Linked DNA regions of Homo sapiens: region 1 is linked to region 2. A link is a loop called in an ENCODE intact Hi-C map of the cell type or tissue named here. Cell type or tissue: heart left ventricle. All regions are shown on one strand. Each heading gives the region's core, and the rest is flanking DNA. Links, peaks and the distances in the headings are about the cores only.

Region 1 (7,237 bases), core at 1,203-6,202, 300 kb after region 2:
GCTGTCTAGAGCCTCAGAAGCTTCCTTGTGCATTAGGGTGTGTATGCATGCTGCTATCTTTGCCTGGACCTGCCCTTCCATCTCTTCGTCTGGATTACTATGCTCTCACTCTGTATCTCAGAGTATCTAGGCCAGGCTCCTTGATAATCCTGGTGTAGACCTATGCTCATCGTCACAGCTCTTTCTCAGTCTAACTACATGATCCTCAGTGTGATTTTTTTGCCGTTGTTCAAGGACTGTCACTGCACTGGACTACAAGCCCCCAAGGGCAGGGGCTGTTTGCTTTTGTTCTCTGCAGTATCCCCAGTTCCTGCTCAGTGGCACTCACTAAACATTTACTGATGAAAAGTGAATTTTGAATTGGAAATTCATAAAGGAACTGTGAATGCTAGCAGAATGGATTTGGGTCCATCTCCAAAAAAAGTAAGATGATCTTTCTCTATTTATGACAGCCAGTGACCCACAAGCCTCCTGCATACACCTAATAATCCAACAATACAAGGATCCTTAGGACAGCACAGTGTAAATAATATTGCAAAACTGACAGGCTGGGGAGACAGACGGCCAGGGTCAGATCCTGGCCTTGATGCGTCCTTCCTGGGTGACCTCTGTGTCTTTGTTTCCAGTTTCCTCCTCTGTAAAATAGTGAAAATAATAATCTCCATGGTAGAGAATGGTGAAGAATACTAAATAAGTAAAGCCCTTAGCACATAATAAGACTGATCAAATGGCAGCTGAAAGAAAAAGAGTCAACTGAGCCTGAGGGACAGTCTATTCTTGCTACTCTGTTTCTTACAAAGCACTGGGTTTAGAAACAAGGGAAGCCTTGCAGCAGGGCTGGCTCCCATTCCTCTCCCTGCTCTGTCTTGGTTGGGATGCTCATGGGAGCTGCAAAGAAGCAAAAACGGAGAGGCAGAGGATTCCTCCTTATAGTTAGATAATTCCTGCCCTATGTGCCACATCTCTGTCTCCTCCACATGGCATCTTCCTGTACTGGAGATCCAAGGCAGAGGGGCCTTATCTGCTGTCCTTGAGGAGAGGACTGTGATTAGAGCTATGATTTCTTTCTGGTAGTTTCACACACTAGCATTCCTGCCTAACTCTCACGTCAGAGAAGTATAGTCAAATTAGTTTACTTTGGCTTAAGATGGAGTTGTAACATTTGCAACATGCTTGGTACAGAATTTAGTGCCCAATAACTATCAGTTGTTATTTCCCTATCAGAAAATAGTGGATTGTTCTGAAGGCACAAGCCTAGTCTGCCCTCCTAACTTATGCGACATTTGCTAAGCACCTATCACAACATCTGGCACTCAAAGGCTTTCACGATATGAACACAGGATGAATGAGAAAACAAATGGGGGGTAAAGGTTTGTTTTCCTCTTCCAGGGCCAACGGGCTTTGGCAGGCTTGGCTGCCCTCAGATCTGCACAGTTGCCACTAGAGGGCAGAAGCAGTTAAGACAACAATACCCAGGACTAGCCAGATCCCGAATTACCGGCTTTGCAAGAGAGGATGGTGGAAAGGGTTGAAAAAAAAACCCCAGTTATTCTATATCTCTTGGGGACCATATGGAAGGGAATGTGTAGAGAGGATTGAAGTTAGACTTAAAGAAGAACTTCCAGAACACAGTTTGCTAACTACAGCTTTTATACAAGTGACTTTTTTTTTTCATTTTTTTTTCCTCTTAGCTTCATCTGCCCGAACAGAATAGATGAGAAAGAGGGCTCATCAGTCCAAGGCCTGTGTGACCTGCGACCTCACCAGGTCCTCCTAAAGTAACCCTCCTGCAGTCTGCTTTAAATGACTCCACTCTTGTAGATGCAATCATAAAATAACTTTATTGGTCAGGTTAGCCACCACTCATGCTTTTCCTGTAATAAGGATCCTTTATAAAGGCATGATGGTGTTCACATGCAGATGCTTTCTGAAGAGCCCTGGGGCAGGGGGCAGCCTTGCCCCTCACATCGGAGCTCCTTTGTTGAAATGAGCTGGTTTGGCTTTTGTGGATTCCAGGTCTGGAGCCAAGAACGTAGTCCAAAGATCCCCTCTTCCCTTCTCAGGGAAGGTGCTTCAAAGCATACACAGTATCAGGGATGTGATGGCATCTGGGCAGAGCCTATACTTGGGCTAACTCTCCTCCAACAGTCCTTGCCCCTGACTGCCCAGATGGCTTTGTCCCAACCTTGCCCAAAGGGCAGGTGGGTTAAGCCCCAGGCAACATTACCTTTTGAAATGGGAAGAATTAAGTGCTCCCCAGCCAAACTATAAAGCAAAAGCCACCTTCACTAATGAGGATATAGCTCAGAGATGTGAAAGCAGAGGGTTGTATGCCCAGCACAGGCAAGATTTGGCTGCCTGGCCTGGGCTTCACGGACCCCAGCCAGAGCTGGTACTTTTTAACTATGGCCTTAGGACAAACCAGGTGAAACAGATTAACCACATCCTCCTTCTTTGGGCTAGCAAGTCCAGGGCTGCCTGGAGTCTGTCTCTACCATCAGGATATAGAATCTTCCTGCTTGGATAAAAGGAGAGGACAAACTGTGTTTCTCATACTTTAAAAACCATGTGGCCGCTACCTTTGTGGATAAAAACCCAGGTAGGATGCTGTTTGGAATGCAGAAAGTGCTGGGCAAGAATGGAACTACTGGGGCTGCTTTCTCAACTCAGCCAATTTGAGGTGTGTTTGGCCCATTGCAGATGCTGATGGTAAGCAAAGTCTGGCCTTTCCTCTTCTGAAGTCTTATCCACCTTCAAAGAGCTACCCAGCTGCCAAAATATAGCCCTATACATTGATCTAAGCCTGAGGTTGGCTGTCTCCTCCCACATCAGGTCATGAATATTATCATCATGCTGGTGACCTCCAATCTGGTGGCTTTCCAGGGGTGAGGTTAGGGAGGTATAGAAGTGACTCCTGGTGTCCTTTCACCCTCAGACACAGTGTGGGTTGTCTCCACAGGTTGCTGGGCAGATGCTCACATGCCTTGGGGTCTCCTGACTCTGCTTAAGGCACAGAAGAGGCATCTGTGGAGGAAAGTGGAGTGGGTGAAGTGGATTTCAGAAGAGGCAGCTGGGCAAGAGGTATATTTTGAGAAGCAACAAATGGGAGCCCAGAGTAACTGCACGACCAGCCCAGCACAGAGGGAGAGCTGTCAAGTGCTGCTCACAGACAGCCAGGGATTGTTAGAAAAGTATGGTTATATACTATTGCCCATGCCACTTTTGAAGTTCCATGACCTCAGATCATTGGGAAGAACTTAAGAGCCGTGAGATTTATGGGGTTGGAACATCCAGGGATCCTTCCATCTACCACCACTTCTGTCCCTGGAAAAGAGTGAGCTTCTGCCTATGTCCTCAGCAGAAGGCTGCCTGTCCCTGATCGCCCCCCCTAACCCCACCTACAGGAAAGAAGACTACAGAGGGTGCCCGTGGACTTCTGTCACATGGTCCATCCTGGACCTTCCAGCAAAAGCCAAACCAAACCATCAAGCCAAATGCCACGGGGGCTCTCCGCCCAGTACCCGGTGCCAGGGCTGCTCAGATCTCGATGAGGCTGGCAAGGCGCAGGCAGAGGGGCGCGTCGGCAGGCATGGCGCTGCGCTTGATCTCGTTCCCGTCCAGGCGCAGCACCTGCAGCTTGGAGAAGTTCACGACGTCCACCACGGTGCAGAAGCTGCTGATGGAGAACTCTGTGGGGACAAGAGGAGCACGGGTCAGGGAGAGAAGCCCAGATTACGAACCTGAAGCCACAGTGAGATTAGCCTTTGTGAAGCAGCTTAGATAAAGGGGTGGAAGTTGGGGATGGAGGGCAGATGTTTTCCAGGATTGGAGTCATACTTACTGGCGCCACTAGGGGCAGAACTAGGGACAGAGTGAGGACTGTGCCTGCGTCTGCAGCTCACCTCCTAACCACCAACCTGAACTTTACTCTGCAGGCCCAGGAATGTTCTTAAGCGTCCTTCCCTCTGGGACATTTTTTTTTTTTTAGCAGGATAGGGGGGCAGGTGGGCAGCTGTGGGCAGCAGTAGGAAGCAGAGGGTAGCCAAAGACCAACCGTAGACACCTTGAAATACTTGATTGTTTTTGGAGAGGGAGGGCTTTGCTGAATTGCTGTGAGAAAGAAGACTGGGGAAATGGAGGGACTTAATACTTTACAGATAGAAAAAGTGGCAGGAAATTAAAGAGAGAAAGCCTGGGCCGAGAGACAAGTGTCTTTGTGTGCCAGGGCTTTGAGTGGGTTGCACGTCTCCATTCTAAATACTGCCAGAGCAGTGAGCAAGGCTCTGAGTTTAAAGGAAGCTGGGGACTCATAGAGCACTGGGGCTGCTAGGGACCTCAAAAGTCAAATAAATAATTTCCCTGCCTCCTGCATTTAATATGATTACAATCTACTCCCTTTTTTAAACCTGAAAAGAAGTCTCCTAAGATTTTCCCCTAAACCGCAGAATTCTAGTAGAGACAATAGTTCTGCTTGGATGGTATTAGCATAAATCTTTCTGTTGCTATTAACCCTGTTGTCCCTCTGGTTGTCCTCTTTGACAAATCAACCACTCTGTCTCCAGTCTACTGGGTCAGTAACTTGAAAGGAAAAGCCAAGAACTCAGCTAAAACTTCAGGAGAGATGGCAAAAGTCACCATTGAAAGCTGAGGAAGCCTCGTAGGGCTGTCTTTACCATGGTGAATGAGGCTTTCAGGAAACTTGCTCCTGTTGTCATTCTCTGCAAAGGGGGTTTGAATGAAGTTACCCATTGGGTCTTGAGGGTAGGATTGTCCATGGACACATCCCTAGCAGCTGTAATACTTGGGTAGACCCAGAGCTGGGGCTTGCTGTTGTACCAGAGGCATCCATCGGCTTGCAGCAGTGGTCAGGAGGTGCGTCAGTCTGGGGCCAGGCACGAGGAGTGGGGGCAGGGGGTGCTTTTCTAACTCTATTCTTAGGTGTGACCATGAGGGCTCCCCTTGGGAGAGGTTATAGGTATGAAGAAGACAGTTCCAAGAAAGACAGCATGGAGAGCTTAAAGAGGCTGATGAAAAAAGTGTTTTTAAATTAGCATTTTCAATGGTTTTCAGTCTCTGTTAAGCACTGACCAAGATAAGATGAGGTGAGGTTGCAGCAAATTAACTTGTATTGCAGGCATAACACAGAAAATCTAGGCCTAAAGAAAATTAGACACTGAGAAAAGTAGCGGAAACTGGGAAATACTCGTCTTTGGAAAACACTCCTGGTGGGGTAGAATTTCTGGAATACTTTTGGATGTTTCCTTTCTGGTCCCAAGGACTAGATTAAGTGGCCTCTGAGTGAGCAGGTTGGGGGCAGAGCCTAGACCGGGGCTGGGTCTATGTTATCTGTGTACAAGCAGAGCAGTGGGGTGAGGAGAAGAAGCAAAGTGGCTCAGCTTAAGTATCATTTCCAGCCCTACTTAGGATGGAGCTGCAGGCTCCGTGATAGATTCTTTCCCAGCCTGGAGCCCTCAGACTGCCTGCTAAAATTCCAGATCCCAGCTGTGGATAGGTAAATGTGGGACATACCTGTGGGGAGCTAGACACACAGTGTATATGGACTCTAGCCACATACTGGGTACTGTGAGCACCCCCCCGTCTTCCCCAAGCCCATGAATAGGACAGGCTTCTGCGTGGAGGCACTGGAGGACATTTTTCTAGCCCAAATTAAATACTGACATAAGTCTTTCCAAATTCCTACTGGTGTACCCGCCCTGCTCCACTGAATCCCAAAGCTTCTGAATAACATTCTGAGCTGTGTTCTTGCCAGGCTGGAAAAACTGAGGGAGATACTGATGGAAGAGGGAAGTGGCGAGGAGAGGACCACATCTGATTCCCCTGTGCGCCCCTGAGCTCCTGTTCTTCTTTAAGCTCCTCTCTCAGAAGCTTGTTTCAATCCCACCTCCAACACCCCCCATCCCCAAGTCCCTGACTGGTTTGCAGGGAGATGTCCCTCACGTTTGCTGTAGGAGAGGGGGCTGAGCTTGGGGAGCTGTTTTCCTGCTAGTGGTCTGCATCAGAGAGATATTCCTCACCATTCTCAGTCGGAGATGCCTGGCTCTAGGTCCTTTAGGTCAGGATTCTAATCTACATCATCTGGAGGACTTTGAGAGATGGCTTTACCTTCTCTGTGTCTCTTTTTCCCCAAAACAACAACAAAAACTGCCTGTCAACTTTAAAGTGGCAATGAGAAGAAAGGCTAATAATAATAGCTATCATTGGTTTTTAAATTCTATGCCAGGCCCTAGACAAAGCACTTTACATATATTAATTCACTACTTTAAGGAAAATAAAGCATTATTTTGTCTAAAAAGAAGGCTGAGAGAGACTAAGTGATACCTAGTCACGGGGCTTGGACTTAAATTGCACAAGAATTGATTTGGGAGTAGACACCGAAAATTTGGGGGTTGTTTGAACAGAGAATTTGTTTGCGGGACCTTAGGAAACTGCACTAATTTTATTTTCTGACAAGCGTCTGGAAGAGGTGGTCCACCTCCCATTTGAGTGGCAGATGTGGTTCTGCATGAAGGCAGAACGATGATAAAAGGTTGTGATGAAGCCTTTTCCATCCCAACTTTCTCTGATTGTATGGGTAGGTGCTAATAGATTCTTTCCCATGACAGCTGTTCTTTGCTGTCACAGTTTCAGGGTCAAACTTGGATGAAGCACAGCATACGTGTGACATTTCTGATGTGACTGCTCCTGGATTCAGAGTGTGTGGCAGGTAAGTAGTGGTAACTGCTGGTGTGATGATAGACAGCCACAAGGAAATGTCAAACGTCTGCAGCTTGCAACATCTTCAAGATGTCTTGGCTGGGCGCGGTGGCTCATGCCTGTAATCCCAGCACTTTGGGAGGCCGAGGCAGGCAGATCACGAGGTCAGGAGATCAAGACCGTCCTGGCTAACACGGTGAAACCCCGTCTCTACTAAAAATATAAAAAGTTGGCCGAGCGTGGTGGCAGGCGCCTGTAGTCGCAGCTACTCAAGAGGCTGAGGCAGGAGAATGGCGTGAACCCAGGAGGCGGAGTTTGCAGTGAGCTGAGATCATGCCACTGCACTCCGGCCTGGGTGACAGAGCGAGACTCTGTCTCAAAAAAAAAAAAAAAGACGTCTTAGAGGACCCCTCAATCCCCACCTTGGGAATAAAAAGACCCCAAAGAAAGAGAGATTTTAATAAAAAAGAGTTTAGGCTGTACATGATGGTGTCAGGCACTTCAAACTAAAGGTGCCAGACAG
Region 2 (7,237 bases), core at 1,305-6,304:
CTGCCCAGCCATGATCTCATCCCTCTAAGGAAGGCAAAACCAGGGTTGTGGGTTTTGTCTTGTAGCCGAAGCCTCAGTAGGTGATAACAAGCCTGAGATCAGCCAGCTGGTCTGTGGCAGGACTGTACCCCAGTCTCCTGAGTCCCTGCTCTGGGCTTCTTCCTTTATGCTATGCTACGGGCTGCCTGGGGATCTGCTGGGCTGGGGCCATTCCTGGGATACCTAAGCTCCTTCCTGGCACACTACAGTCTTCTCCAAAGTTAGCCTCTGCCACAAGGGGCCCCTTCCCTAGCCTAGTCTTCTCTTTTGGCCTCTCGTGGCATCTTGGTGTGTGTGGAGGGGTGGGGGAAGATGGGGAGGTGGGCCTGGATGTGGATGAGCTTGGGGGGGTAGGCTGGGGCCATATGGCCTTTCAGCCTCAGGGCTGGAGCATTCAGGGTGGAGGGACCTGGGCATGGTGGGTGGGAGAATTGGAGGAACGGCTGTTATCAGCATCAGGGAGATGGCAGCTCTGGACAGACTGGGGCAGCAGCCCCTCCTCTCCACTCCCAGCTGCTCTGAGGAGCAGGGAGGTGCGAGTAGGCTGCCCTGGCAGCAGCAGTGTTGGGGAAAGGAGGAGGCAGACCAAGCTTCTACTTTTTACTTCTGTAGCCTTCTGGGACCCTGCCCTCCACAGTGGCTGTCTGGCTTGGGGAAGGATCCCCTTGACCAGAGTTTGTGTCCAGTTTCTATGCATGGGAGTGTGTATGTGGCCACATGTGTATCTGTTCTAGGTCTCTGTGTTTCTATCTTGGGGCATGTGTGTGTGCATGCCCACGTGCCTGCTTGCACTACTGCGCCCCTCTGGGAAGGGCTGCGAGTGTGAGCTCTGAATTTTCAAGCTGGTGCACTAACTTTCCTCAGATCTAGACCCCACATTGCTCCCTAGTCTCCCTCTTCCTTTCCCCTGTTTCTGCCTAGAGCATCAGTACTCTGGGGAGGGGGTCCAGGTAGGAGAGGCCCGGCCCTTCTCTCTTTTCCCTGCTGGGTTCAGTCCTGCCACAGGCCTGTGCAGTGTCTGACCTCTTACCTCACACTGGGTCCTGATGCTTCTTGTCCACCCTGACCCTCCTAGTCTGCCTGTTATTCTCACCCCGAGGGTAGACAGAAGGCTTTCATTGTGTCTCCCATAAGATAAGAGAGAGGGGAAGGAGGGAAAATATCATTTTTGGGCCACCTCCAGTGTGCCTATTGCTGTGCTGAGGGCTTCACACCCCTTCTGTCCTGCAACTGGGACCTCTGAAGACAGTCCTCTCTGAAAAACGACTAAGGTGGTAGCTTTCTAACGTAGACAGGGAGGTTGGAATCTGATTGTAGGCAGAGAAATCCCTCGCTGCATGCGGCCTTTTTCTCATTACTTTCCTGTTACTTCATCGCCGGCTTCCTTTGCTCTGACCATTGGGCTCCTGTGCCAGGCTCAACGTATCAGCAGAGCCAGGCTATGCACATGCTGACTGACCTCACTGGTGACTTCTGCAGTGTCAGCAATGGGTAATGACGCCAAGAGAGCAGATTCTCAGCCATGATAGGGGCCACACTGTAGCCCCACCCTAGGAGAGTGGCACCCTGCACCTCTATATCACCCCTGGGTTCCTTTCCATCATTCAGTCCCTGCTCTGATGCAAAGGTAGGAGGCTGTGAACTCCGAATCCAAGCCTGCTGTCTGCTAGGCCTGCGTGCTGTCCTCCTTGGCAGGTTTTGGAAATGGGGAATGACTTGAGCCAGAGCCTCCTCCCTGAATTATGGGCAATGTAGCAGGTCAGGGCTCTCTGCCTGCCCCAGTACCCAGTCTGTGCCTCTCCAAACCCTTAGCCATGTTGTGCCAGTATCCAGGGCAGGAACTACTCTGCCCCTGTTTCCTAGGACCCCAAGAGTCCAGCCTTTAGGACTCACAGCCACTCCCACTAAGAGTCCTTTCTACCCATCTGCATTTGCCTTGGTTGGCTTAAGTGATGGGGAAAAGGTTGGGGGTGGCACAGAGACCCTATTTCCTCCCCTCCAACCCCCAGGTCTCAGGAGGACTCTGGGCATCCTGCCGGCTGCTCCCCTGCCGCTGACTGAATCATTTCTATATTTGGCCAGTGAGCCACGTGGGTAGGGGAACCACTGCCACTGCGGCTGCACTTCTGACAGCTGTGGGGAGCAGGGGGAGGCAGAGGCTGGGCAGTAGGCATGTGCATTCCTTGGGAGAACTAAGGAGGTGCCATCAGAGTGAGTAAGCCTGGAGAAGGGGCATGCGCCAGCACCTCCCTCTCCTCCCCCATGTTCTAGTTCAGGTCCTGTCTCCTCTGCTCCACCCCCTCCCCTGATGCCCTTCTCCACCCAGTTGGTACTCACAGCAGTCTCTTTTCCCACAGACACACTGCCCTCCAGAAACGATGGGTGTCGCTAGATCCAGCTGGGACTCTGCCAGCCTCCGGCACTCAGTCTAAGAGAAGGGCCATCTTCCAGCCCTGCTGTCCCTGCCTGTCATGGCCACATTCGGCTGCTGTCTGCATGTCTGGGGACACAGGGCACCCAGCCCCAGCCCTGAGAAGTTAAGCCAGGCCTTCTGGCTCAGTTCCACAGGGGCACTCCAGACCCCAGGCCCCTTTCAGAGCAAAAGCAACTGATGCTATGGGAGAAGCCCCTGCCCACCTGTCCACTCGCCTGGCACTGCCCACTCTGAGACCCATGCACTGGGTTCCCCTGGAGGTGCCAACCCTGTGAGTCCCTCCCTGTCCCCTGACGCTGAGAAGGCCCTGCCAACCCCCACCATGTGTGAGGTGATGCCCACAATCAATGAGGGGGACCGCCTGGGTCCCCCTCATGGCGCCGATGCTGACGCCAACTTCGAGCAGCTGATGGTGAACATGCTGGACGAGCGGGAGAAGTTGCTGGAGTCTCTTCGGGAGAGTCAGGAGACCTTGGCGGCCACACAGAGCCGGCTCCAGGATGCCATACACGAGCGGGACCAGCTCCAGCGCCACCTTAACTCCGCCCTCCCCCAGGTAAGGCCCGAAGGCCTGCGTCTCTCTTAACCCCTTTCCCTCCTCTAGCCCTGCTAGATCCACTGGGCCCTCAGCTCATCTGCATCTATTTGCATATCAATAATTGGAATTCACTGAGCATTTACTCTCCTTCATCTCTCTACGTGAATTCTTTCCCTGTCACTCCCATGCTCCTCAGTCTGGAAGGTGAAATGGATGGAATTTGATGTGGGTAGAAAAACGCAGCCATAGGTGTCAGCTACAGTGAGCTCAGGCGGCCAGTAGGTGGCACCCTAGACTGGAAAGAAACCTCCTCCCTGCGTACTCCTCTCCAGTGCCCTATTCTTGGAGGTGGGTGGGGAATCACAGACAGTAGAGATGGGTGAGTTCTTAGAGATCATCTCGTCCAGCTCCGTTATTGCATAGATCAAAAAAGCAAGAGACATCACATGGAAGATGATAGGCAGGGCTGAATCTAGCAGCCAGATGTCTCGACATCCTGTCTCACACTCAACAGCACAACCACCAGCTGTCCTGTAGTCCCGTGTACTGTGTCCTTTCTGTGGACCAAGCACTTTATAAGGATTCTCTCACTAAACTCTTACAACCCTGAAGTTGGTGCTGTTACCACCATCATCCCATTGTACAAATCACGGAACTAAAGCTGGGGAGATGAGTAAGTTGCTCGTGGCCATGCAGGTAGTGTGTGGTGGAGGCAGGAACTGAGCCTGGGGCTAAGTTTCTCACCACTGCACCTATTTCTCCCTCACTGCATTGGCCTGGGAGCTCCCTGCTGATGCCTGCTTATCACCCACTTGGTAGATATTCCAGGCATGGCGCATGCTCTGGGAATGCAGGAGGGAGCAGGAGCCTGGATGATTTGGTTCTTGGGCTGTTTAGCTGCTGCTTGTCAAAGAAGCTGTGAACTCTGCCTGATAACCAGACCCAGAGAGGGCTGGGGGTTGTGTGTCTGTGAGACAGTGCTCACAGTGACTGTGGGAACATCCTGCCCTCTCTGCCCCTCGTATGAGCAGAGAGATGGGTATTGAAAGCCAGCTGTGGACACATGGCATAGCCTACCCTGACCCAGTGGGGGCGCTGCTGGGGTTGGGAAGGCAGCCCTGAGGAGCCGAAGAGCTCAAGCCTCAGCGCCAGGCCCTTCCCAGTGTGTGGGGAAGAGAACAAGGGCTGGGCCTGAGTGGGTGAGTTTCCTACACAAAAGTGATGCTTGGTGGACAAGAATACAGAGCCCTGGTGAAGCAGTTGGGTGGGCAGGTGGGGACCTCCTCTTTCACTGTGCACGAGGCTCTGAAGTTGCCCTAGAGTGAATGAACTAGTTCCTGCCACCAAGGAGCTCATAGACTAGGAAGGAGATACACCACCCATGTGACCGGAGAGAATGCAGAGGAAGATAAGAGAGGCCCAAAAGGGTTATTAAGCACAGTATCAGTGATAAAAATAGCTGCTTTTGATGGGCTTGGGCTAAGTGCTTTCTATACATTGGCTCATTTGACTCTCATACCAGCACCTGGAGGGAGGACTGTTACGTCTGTCTTACAGATCAGAGAATGAGGCTCAGAGAGATTAGGTAACTTATTCAAGATCATACAGCTAACAGGGGCAGAGCTGAGATTTGATCCCAGGCCTACTTGACTTCCCACACTGAAGCTTCATGAGGTCAGGGGTTGTGTCTTTCTTGTCACTATATCCCCAGTGATCTGCACAGGACCTGGTACATGATAGGTGCTCACAAATATTTGTGGTTGAATGATGGACTCCCAAGTTGGTGTTCTTGACCACTCCTCCAAATGGCTTTCAGGAGAGGGAGAGAGCCTCCCCGTGGGGAGTCTGGACAGCTCCCAGCAAGGCTGTATCCTTTGAGATGGGCTTTGAAGGATGATTATGATTTCATCGGGTGGTGACAGAGGTTTTTCCAGGGGGAGGGAGTCCACTGAGCCAAGATGTGATATTAGGAAGGCATGCTGGTGTTTAGAAGCAGCAGGTGATCCAGGTTGACTGGGTCTTAGGTGATATGGAAATGACATGAGAGAGAAGTTTGAAAACCAGGATAAGAAGTTTGTATTTGTAGGCTGGGTGCAGTGCCTCACTCCTGTAATCCCAGCACTTCAGGAGGCTGAGGTGGATGGACTGCTTGAGGTCAGAAGTTCAAGATCAGCCTGGGCAATGTGGCAAAACCTCATCTCTACAAAAATCCCCAAAATTAGCTGGGCATGGTGGCAAATGCCTATGCTGCCAGCTACTCGTGGGGCTGAGGTGGGAGGATCGCCTGAGCCCAGGAGGTCCAGGCTGCAGTGAGTTGAAATTGAGTCACTGCACTCCAGCCTGGGTGACAGAGGAGACCGTCTCCTGTGTTTGTAGACAGCATTGTGCTTTGGGAGATTTGTAGACAGCAGGGTGTCAGATAGGTTAGAGGTGGAAGGGAGGGGACAGGTATCCTGTGGTGGGGGGAGATAAGACAGCTGCTGAGCTTGAGGCCAGGAGAGGGGGCAGCACCAGCCTTTTGGTGGTGGTGTCATGGTGTAGGGCTGGGTGGCAGGCTGTCAAGCCCTGTCTCTGGTTACAAGCATGTGTACATGACTGTGTGTGCCTGTGAAAGTGTGACTGTGTTTGTGCATAAGCTGAGGGGTGAGACAGCATCAGGCCTGGGCTTCTGGAGTATGAGATGCTTGACCTTGACCACCTTTGGCCATGGCCCTGACAGAAAGGCAGTAATTGAGTAATAATGTCAGAGGTTCATGGTTTCTCATGCTCTGGCATCTCTTGTCCCTTCTGCCCTCCCACAACCCTTCTAGCCCCTTTTGCCCTATCTGGAGTGATGAGAGGGGATTGGGAGTTCTTCCTTTGGTCATGAATCCTTGGTGTGTGAGGGAGGCTGCAGGTTAGGACAGGGATGAGGCCTGTTGCATCGCTCTTAGACCTTGGACATCCACAGAGTTGGGGCCACTCATTTGAAAACCTCCCTGGAAGGAGGTGATGTTTAGCTAAACAGGATATGATGAGCCTGGAATGTGGGAGCAGTCTCTCACCCCTGTATGCTTGTCCTGATGGGGGAGGGTGGGCTGGCAAGGTCTCTGAAGTTATCTGGGCCTGACAGTGTGGAAATGGGCCCCTCTAGAAGTGATACTTGGTACATGGATATTTGGTAAAGCCAGGGCAACTGCCTTGGCATCAGGAGCTGGGATGTAGCCCTTGCTTGGTTGAGCAGGGCTCCTAGAAAGCCTGACTGGGCAGGTCTGCATACTCTCTTGCTCCTATGTAGGTAGGTCCTTTGATCTGCTTATTTCACCCGCTACTTGCAGTTTGCAAAGCCTTGGGATGGGGCTGGAAGAGCTCCCTGGGGCACTCATGCAGGCATTATCTTCAAAAGCTCTTTCTCTTCCCTGTTTCTTTTATTTATTTATTTTTATTTTTCGAGACGGAGGCTCACCCTGTCGCCCAGGCTGGAGTGCAGTGGTGCCACCTCAGCTCACTGCAACCTCCGCCTCCCGGGTTCAAGTGATTCTCCTGCCTCAGCCTCTGGAGTAGCTGGAATTACCCAGGTGTGCGCCACCACGTCTGACTAATTTTTGTATTTTTAGTCGAGACAGGGTTTCACCATGTTGGCCAGACTGGTCTCAAACTCCTGACCTCAGGTGATCTGCCCGGCTCAGCCTCCCAAAGTGTTGGGATTACAGGCGTGAGTCACTGTGCTGGGCCTTCTCTTCCCTCTTTCATATCCATCAGTTTCTGTTTGGACCTTAATCCACCAAACCAGAAGCAGAATTCCCCTCCATCAGTTTCTAAAGGAAAATGTCATTGAATTCCTGGAGAAATGGAAATGCCAGGTGGGAGGGAGGATGTAATCTGGTCATATTGGTGGCTGGATGGGGAAGGGTCTGCAGAGCAGACTCAGTGACTTTCTCACTCTTGTGTACAACTCTGTTCCCTTGGATTCTAACACATGGAATGCATGGAGGACCCAGAGATGTGGACCCCTCTGGAGAAGCACATGCTAGCTACAGGTTTACTGACCTGCAGTGTGGATGGATTGGGATTTTGTGGGGGAGGTGGTGGAAGTAAGGGATGGGTGAGAGGATCCCACCACTGACTTGCATGTGCAGGACACTGCTTTGGGGGTGAATCCTGAAGCACTGAGGGGCCTTGGGGGTTTTCAGGAATTTGCCACCTTAACCCGGGAGCTGAGCATGTGTCGGGAGCAGCTTCTAGAG

Evidence for each region. A loop is a pair of places that touch in the nucleus more often than their neighbours do. Peaks named below come from ENCODE experiments on the same cell type or tissue, not always from the same donor. Only the 100,000 strongest peaks of a DNase experiment are listed, where the experiment ranks them.
Region 1: it touches region 2 in a loop (2.8-fold over the local background); 14 of 110 quality-filtered maps call a loop at or near these places.

The regions. Positions count from the first base shown.
Region 1 is chr1:203,338,806-203,346,042 of GRCh38, forward strand. FMOD (fibromodulin) reads right to left here. Exons shown (of 3, transcript NM_002023.5): 3 at 1,823-3,689. The coding sequence ends at 3,538. Among named protein-coding and RNA genes, the nearest start is that of FMOD, 8.7 kb to the right of the region's middle. RefSeq lists enhancers at 3,586-4,088, 7,072-7,237. In heart left ventricle, for the core only: a CTCF peak has its summit at 3,847; DNase peaks (open chromatin) are centred at 1,423 and 3,579; H3K27ac peaks cover 1,558 bases.
Region 2 is chr1:203,036,214-203,043,450 of GRCh38, forward strand. PPFIA4 (PPFI scaffold protein A4) reads left to right here. Exons shown (of 30, transcript NM_001304331.2): 2 at 2,397-3,029; 3 at 7,184-7,237. The coding sequence starts at 2,796. Among named protein-coding and RNA genes, the nearest start is that of PPFIA4, 13 kb to the left of the region's middle. RefSeq lists enhancers at 3,041-3,200, 4,882-5,383, 5,384-5,883. In heart left ventricle, for the core only: CTCF peaks have their summits at 2,431, 3,286 (motif pointing right) and 4,095; DNase peaks (open chromatin) are centred at 2,168, 2,408, 2,778 and 3,298; H3K27ac peaks cover 3,145 bases.